Regions from separate parts of the Homo sapiens genome. Here all the other regions are linked to region 2. Evidence: chromatin loops called from intact Hi-C (ENCODE). Cell type or tissue: dorsolateral prefrontal cortex. All regions are shown on one strand.

Region 1 (2,500 bases), 1.4 Mb before region 2:
ATTGAGGAGGTAACGAAACCTCGGCTGAGGAACTTGGCTCACCGAGAGCAGAGAAAAACTGGCCAGAGAGCAGCGGCAAGTCACATGCTCAGCTGACAGCATCACACACGTCCATTTGGGGCCCCAAAAATCTCAGTATTCGGACACTGTATTTGCTGGGATAGACAACGGGCAGATTTTTAAAAATCCATTTTTACAGGGAAATTTGGGAGGAGAGAGAAGTACATCTAATTATATGTGTTTTGATCATTTAAATTGTTGATAATATAAAACATGTTATTGTTTTGTTTGCTACGTCAAGCTGCTTCCAACTGCTCTCGTTTTCTTTAGATTTTCACTTATTTTATTTTTATTTTTTGGTTGATGATAAGCCAGAATGCCTCCTTTTCATCCTATTATCTGGTTCTTTTCAAATTTTCCAACATAAAGATTAAGTATGATGTTACAGTAATGGCTCGATGAACTTGAGCCAAAAAAAAGCAAGGTCTAAATATAATATTAGAAAATGGATTTGAGCCCAAACCTACAATAGAAATTAATTGAAATCTGAAATGGTAGATAAATTAAAATGGTCAATATCATTAGTCATGGGGGAACTGCAAATTAAAGCCACAATGAAATATCGCCTCCCATGCACGACAAAAGCTAAGATGGAAACAGTGGCCAATACCAAGTGTTGGTGTGGATGTGGGGAACTGGAACCTGCATGCGCTGGTGGTGGGAATGCAGTAGGGTGACAAAGAGTTGTTGGAAAACAATTTGCCAGTTTCTTAATAGGTGAAATGTATGCTTGTCATACAACCCGGAAATTCTGCTCTCAGGAAGCTAAACATTTGTCCACATGGAGATAGGAAGGGAAATGTTATCATGCAACATTATTCATAATCTCCAAAACCCAAAATCAATCCATGTGTCCTTTAACTGGGGAAAGAATAAACAAATTTGTGGGTAGCCAAAGAATAAAACATGATTTGGCAATCAAATAGAACAATAAGTAAAAATAAATCAAATACATGAAAAACTATTTGGCCATAAAGAAACCACTGGGATGAAGTAAGTGAAGCGTTTAAAAATTACATATTGTAGAATTCCATTTAGATGAACTTTCTAAAAAAGGCAAAACTATAGGGACAGAAAGCAGGATCAGTGATCGCTGGGGGCTGGATTTTGAAGCACATATTAATTGCAAATAGCACAAGGGACTTTCTGCATAACGGTGTTCCAAAACTGGATTGTGGTACAGGCTACACAATTGTATAAAATTACTAAACTCCATGGCACTATACGCTTAAATTGTTAAGTTTTATGGCATGTATATTTCCCCTCAGTAGGGCTCTGGAGGTGTTGACAATATGAGAGGAGTAAAGTCCGTTTTCCTCTGGTCAGGTGTGTGAGCTGCAGCTTGTTCTTTGTTCAGAAAAGTCCGCGACAGGTAAGATGTTTGCTGGGACGCGTTGTGCTGCCAGTCTCTGCCACAAGAGGGCGGTGCCATCTATTATTTAAGTGGCAGGTGCTGGGCTTTCAACCTGTGGTTAGGGTCAAGTAGGATTCATGGGGTTTGGGGGCGAACAGCGTTGAAAGGGAGAATGAGTCCTCTGTGCTGAGAGCTGCAGTGGAACTAATGGGGCACTGAGATTGTGAACCTCCTGGCCTTCACTGAAACAGATCAGAGGCGACCCTGAGGGGGGACTCCTGGCCGCACTGGAGAAAGCCTGGGAAACTAGATGTGGTTGTGCCCAAGCCACCGTCTGTGGAGGGTCTGGGTGGACTATGGCGCTGTGGCTTTTCAGAACCAGTACGGCCTCTCTCCTCCAGAGCCCTCTCTCACGGCCTTGCCACAGCCAGGGATGGGCACCACCCAGGCTGGGCCAACTGGGTCTTTCTGATTCTTGACTGGCGATGCAAGGACAGAACAGAAGCCACCTGGCATCCCCTCGCCAGCATCTTCCTACCAAGACGTGGAGAAGCCCTCACTGCCCAGGCCCAGTCATGGCACCTGACCGCCAATTCTGTGGGGCACCCGAGATCCTTCCAGCACATTCTTCTCTCGCTTGAGTTATCCAGATTTCGTTTCTATGGTCACACCCCCAAATCCTCACTTGATGAAAGCTTTCTATGATTTTATGGGCACCAAGAAAACCAGCCTCCAAATTCTCTCTCCTGATAGCCTATGGATGTTGACTCAAGCCACCATTGCTAGCTCATCCCTCTCTTGGAAGTGTTTCTCTCTACCTGTGGTTCCTTTGAGATGCCAGTGCCCCAGCAGGGGCCCCCTTTGGGCTCAGTCCATCAGCGTTGGATGGGAGTGTGTTTAGCTCAGTCCATCAGCGTTGGATGAGTGTGTTTACTGGAGTCCATCGGCGTGGGATATGAATGTGTTTACTAGAGTCCATCGGCTTTGGATGTGAGTGTGTCTACTGGAGTCCATCAGTGCTGGATGTGAGTGTGTTTACTGGAGTCTATCAGTGCTGGATGTGAGTGTGTTTACTGGAGTCCATCA
Region 2 (2,500 bases):
GAGATTTTAAGGAACTGGTTCCTGACTGTGGAGGCCTTCTTGTAGTGGTGACTTGCAGGGGACGCCAGCAGGCTAAAAACCCAGGCAGAATTTCTATGTTATAATCTTGAGGCAGAATTTCTTCTTTAAAACGTAGGGGCCTGTTTGTTACAGCAGCTTGTCCTTCTATACCCACTCAAGGGGCTGCCTCTGTGCCCCATAATAGACACAAAGGGCTGGTGCACAGGTGAATTTTCCAGCAGTCGCTAACAAACGGTGCATGCACAATTTATTTTGTAAAATCCTAAACTTCTACAAAAATCCCTTTAATGCCCGTGCGTTTAAAGTGGTCTGTCCTCCGTTTCTTCTCTAACAGATTGGGAGAGGCTCGTTCACATTACAAGGGTAACCTCCTTTACTTAAAGTCAACTGATTATAAATATTAATCACATCTGCAAAATATCTTCACATCTAAATAGTATTGGGCCAACAACCAGGCACCACAGACTCGCGAAGTTAACGTGCAAAATCGACTACCCTTATACACTCCATAGCACTGTCAGTTCCTAAGATTGGCTGTGGTGCAAACTATGCAAAAATTAATAAGTATCAAAACTTGACATTTTCTCCAGTCGGCTTCAAGGCGGAGCAAGTCAGACTAGGACGTGATTTACAGCCTGGGAAGTCTTCCGTGGAAACACCGGGCTTTCTGTGCATGAGGTCAGGGCCAGGACGGGCACGCGGGTAGAAGATCATCTTGAGCGTTCTAGACTCTGACAGACGGTCCTTGTGTCCTTGGCTCTGCTGGTCCTGAAATAAACTGCTTGGGACGGGGGCTGGGAGTGGCAGGATTAGGGGAGAGGAAATTAAAGAGAGAAGGAAGAGGATGGTGCCTTGAAGGACAAGGACAGGTCAAGGTCAAGCCAAAGCAGGGAAGCCTCCGGAAAGAGGGCAAGGAGAGTGGCGGGGTGCGAGCGGGGCGCTGCGGAGGAGGCTGCAGCGGCAGCGGTGCGGGCAGGAGCTCTGATGCGATGCGATGCGATGCGATGCTGCCCCCCTGTGTCCTTCGACGATATTGCTGCGGGAAGCTTTCTGTGCTCAAGACCTCGTCCATCCCTCCATCAGCTCAGACCTTCTCTGCGAATAGCTCTCCGGGTGGTAAAGAGATGCATCACATTTAAAACTTCGAGACGTCCTGGATTCACTTAGAAAGATGGGAAGAGGCTCACGCCTGTAATCCCAGAACTTTGGGAGGCTGAGATGGGAAGATTGCTTGAAGCCGGGAGTTCAAGATAAATGCGAAGATCCCACAAAACTGGGAGCATCCCACATGTGGAGATAGCTAGACTGCCTGTTTAGATGGGGCACCGCTTCCCGTTCACCCCCGCCCTCCCCGCTCCCTAGGCACGCTGGAGGGTAACACCTGGGATCCCCCGGCCTAAGGGCAACACACAATTCAGGTTAATTTCACCCATCAGAAATTAGGAATTCAGTAACAACTCAAGCCAAGGAGAGAGAGGATGCCAGGTGGCGCTGTTACGTCCTTCTCGTGCCACGAACCCCAGCCACCCTTAGACTGAGCTGGCGTTTACACAGCGACGGGCTCTTAAAATCAAAGTCACTTCATCAACACTGCAATCCTGCGAGGTGTGTCATAAGGAGCCCTTTCTCCAGATGTCAACAGTAGAGCTCAGACACGACCCCTAACATGCCCTAGACCACGCACCCCAATGACCTAAGCTGAAGCCAGCCTGTCACCAGTCACCCTCCACCTCTGCGTCACCTGTCACTGGAGACCAGCCCTGTCTGACAGAAACACAACGCGAGCCACATACATGATGCTAAATTTTCCAGCAGCCACATTTTAAAAAGTAAAGAGAGGCAGGTGAAATTAACCTGAATTGTGTTGTCCTTAGCCCAGGAGATCCCAGGTGTTACCCTCCAGCGTGCCTAGGGAGCGGGGAGGGCGGGGGTGAAAGGGGGGCAGTGCCCCATCTAAACAGGCAGCTGCTTCTCTGTCTCCACATATGGGATGGGAGGGCCCAGTTTTGTGGGATCTTCCCATTTTTCTTGAAGTCCTGGCCTCAAGCAGTCTTCCCACCTCAGCCTCCCAAAGTGCTGGGATTACAGGCATGAGCCTCTTTCCATCTTTCTTTCCCTTTTTTTTTTTTTTTTTTTTTTTTTTTCGTGAGAGGGAGTCTCACTCTGTTGCCCAAGGCTGGAGTGCAGTGGCATGACCTCGGCTCACTGCAACCTCTACCTCCTGGGTTCAAGCAATTCTCCTGCTTCAGCATCCCGAGTAGCTGGGATTACAGGCATGCGCCACCACACCTGGCTAATTTTTGTAGTTTTAGTAGAGATGGGGTGTCACCATATTGGCCAGGCTGGTCTTGAACTCCTGACCTCGTGATCTGTCTGCCTCATCCTCCCAAAGTGCTGGGATTATAGGCGAGAGCCACAGCACCTGGCCACCTCTTCCCGTCTTTCTAAATGAATCTGGGACGTCTCGAAGTTTTAAATG
Region 3 (2,500 bases), 1.2 Mb before region 2:
GAGGTTGCAGTAAGCCAAGATGGCACCACTGCACTCCAGCCTGGGCAACAGATCAAGACTCCATCTCAAAGAAAAAAATAAAAATAAAAAACAAAAAGAGAATGGAGATGAGATCATTTGTAATTGAGTGGACCCTAAATCCAACGACAAGTGTCCTTTTAAGAGACAGGAAAGGACACAGACACAGAGAGGAGGCCAAGTGAAGACAGAGGCAGAGATGGGAGCGATGCCGCCACAAGCCAAGGGACGCTGGCAGCCACCAGGAGATGGAAGAGGCATAGAGCCTCTGGAGGAAGCCAGACCTGCCAATACTGTGATTTCAGATTTCTGGCCTCCAGAACAGGGAGCATAAATTCCAGTTGGGTAAGCCACGAAGTCAGTGGAAATCTGGTCCTGCAGCAGCCCTAGCGAGGACACCGAGCTATTAGTTCAACTGAAGAAAATAATCTCCAAGCTGAGCAGAGTGTCCCCAAATGCCACACACGGCCGGCGAGTGCCTGTTGGTGATCTCGGCCTCCTGTAGCCTCAGGATCTGACCCGCCCCAACCTGGTCCAAGGCTCAGGATGAAAATCTCCTCCAGCACAGCAAGCAGCTTTGGAAACGCCGGCTCCTGGAACTCACAGGGGCCAACACTAGTCCCTGGAAGAACCGGGTGAATGAGGGGAGGGTGTCTGGATCCAACGCTCTGGGAAGTGCCCCATTGGCGGTTCCCAGACCATTTCTGTCTTGGGAAAAATTCCAGCGTGTGTGCAAGGCGTCTGTCCAGGTCAGCGCCTCTGAGTTGGCCGTCTCTGTTCGGGTCTTCCCATGCGAGGAGTGCCCTCAGTTCACCTAGATGACTTTCCAGAACTCACCTCTGACTCCACAGTGGGGATGCCTGGAAACCTGCTCAGCACTGGCCCTTGGATAACCCGGGAGCTGGCAGCTATGCTCAAGGAATCATGCTCGTGGAGGGAGGATGAGACCAATGGATAGCTTCCCCCGCCTACCCTGTCTTGTGCCCAAGCAGACAGCTCTGAGATGCATTTGAAAAGGCTCCTCCAAAGGACCCAGGGAGTCCGGCCCCAGGCACCCAGGGTGGCCACCAGCTCCGGAACTTCTCTTTCTCCTACTCTCCTTTCTCCCCGGTTTCACTCCCTGTTCCTCACTCCTGCTCCTGAGGCCGCATCTCAGGCTGTCTTCCAGGGAAGCCCAGGCTTGAGGCATGTTCATTCTCTCAAAGTGCGGGAGCAAATCTGCAAGGGCGTATGTCCCCGTACATGACAGACGACTGGTGTGTTCAAAAATCGTATTGACTTTGAACCTAAGAGGTTTTGGAAAAACAACTTGAGTGACCAGGTTCCATACGAACATTCTGGCAAAAGCTAACGGTATTCTTCTCTGCACAATTTCGTTGTTGGAGGCATTCAAGAAAATTTCTTTGCAGTTTTTGAAAATAGCCTGTAGTTCTATGTTTCGGCCACTAGATAGCAGGCTGAATAAGAAATGCTGGACATCTAATGGGAATCTCACCAACTGCTTGACGGAAGGTGGGGGCTATCCTTAAAAAATGGTTTGCTGGGAGGCGGATCACCTGAGGTTGGGAGTTTGAGACCAGCCTGGCCAACATGGCAAATTCCCCTCTTTACTAAAAATACAAAAATTAGCCGGGTGTGGTGGCAGGCGCCTCTAATCCCAGCTACTCGGGAGGCTGAGGCAGGAGAATCGCTTGAACCCGGGAGGCAGAGGTTGCAGTGAGCTGAGATCGCGCCACTGCACTCCAGCCTGGGCGAGAGTGAGACTCTGTCTCAAAAAAAAAAAAAAAAAAGTGGTTTGCCACTGGGCACGGTGGTTCATGCCTGTAATCCCAGCGCTTTGGGAGGCTGAGGCAGGCAGATCTCTGGAGGTCAGGAGTTCAAGACCAGCCTGACCAACATGGTGAAACCTGGTCTCTACTAAAAATACAAAAATTAGCTGTGCATGGTGGCACACGCCTGTAATCCCAGCTACTTGGGAGGCTGAGGCAGGAGAATTGTTTGAACCCGGGAGGCGGAGGTTGCAGTGAGCCAAGACCATGACACTGCACTCCAGCCTGGGTGACAGAGCAAGATTCCACCTCAAAAAAAAAAAAAAAAAAAAAAAAAAAGAAAGTGGTTTGCTCCGGAGTCCTGCTCTGTGTGGAGTTACTCACCGCCTCTACACGTCAGCCCTGCCTCCCCCATCTCCCTCCCAGACCTTCTTTCTGTTCACTGCATGCATCAAGCTTTCTCCTGACTTTGGGCTTTTCCCTTAGTTCTCCTGGCCTGAAACTCTGTCCTTCGATATTAGCAAGCTGGCTCCTGGTCCCTCGGCGTCCCTGGACAAGCCAACCTAAGGCAGACCCCCTCCTCCATCTTCATCATGCATCACATCATCTTCTATTGCTTCTTCAAAACGCTTTCACTTTCTGATATGTGACTGTTTGATGACACGTTTATTCTCTGTCTCTTGCATGAAAATGTGGGCTCCAGGAAAGCTGAG

The links. Peaks named below come from ENCODE experiments on the same cell type or tissue, not always from the same donor. Only the 100,000 strongest peaks of a DNase experiment are listed, where the experiment ranks them.
Region 1: it touches region 2 in a loop (4-fold over the local background); 4 of 110 quality-filtered maps call a loop at or near these places.
Region 3: it touches region 2 in a loop (3-fold over the local background); 11 of 110 quality-filtered maps call a loop at or near these places.

What each region holds. Positions count from the first base shown.
Region 1 is chr12:128,643,431-128,645,930 of GRCh38, forward strand. All of the region lies in intron 4 of TMEM132C (transmembrane protein 132C), which reads left to right. Among named protein-coding and RNA genes, the nearest start is that of SLC15A4, 180 kb to the right of the region's middle. In dorsolateral prefrontal cortex, a CTCF peak has its summit at 1,468 (motif pointing right); a DNase peak (open chromatin) is centred at 1,481.
Region 2 is chr12:130,013,110-130,015,609 of GRCh38, forward strand. No RefSeq gene overlaps it. Among named protein-coding and RNA genes, the nearest start is that of LINC02418, 28 kb to the right of the region's middle. In dorsolateral prefrontal cortex, CTCF peaks have their summits at 1,051 (motif pointing left) and 1,252; DNase peaks (open chromatin) are centred at 1,032 and 1,502; H3K4me3 peaks cover 1,192 bases; H3K27ac peaks cover 473 bases.
Region 3 is chr12:128,781,023-128,783,522 of GRCh38, forward strand. No RefSeq gene overlaps it. Among named protein-coding and RNA genes, the nearest start is that of SLC15A4, 42 kb to the right of the region's middle. In dorsolateral prefrontal cortex, a CTCF peak has its summit at 1,462 (motif pointing right); no DNase peak of the experiment used is centred here.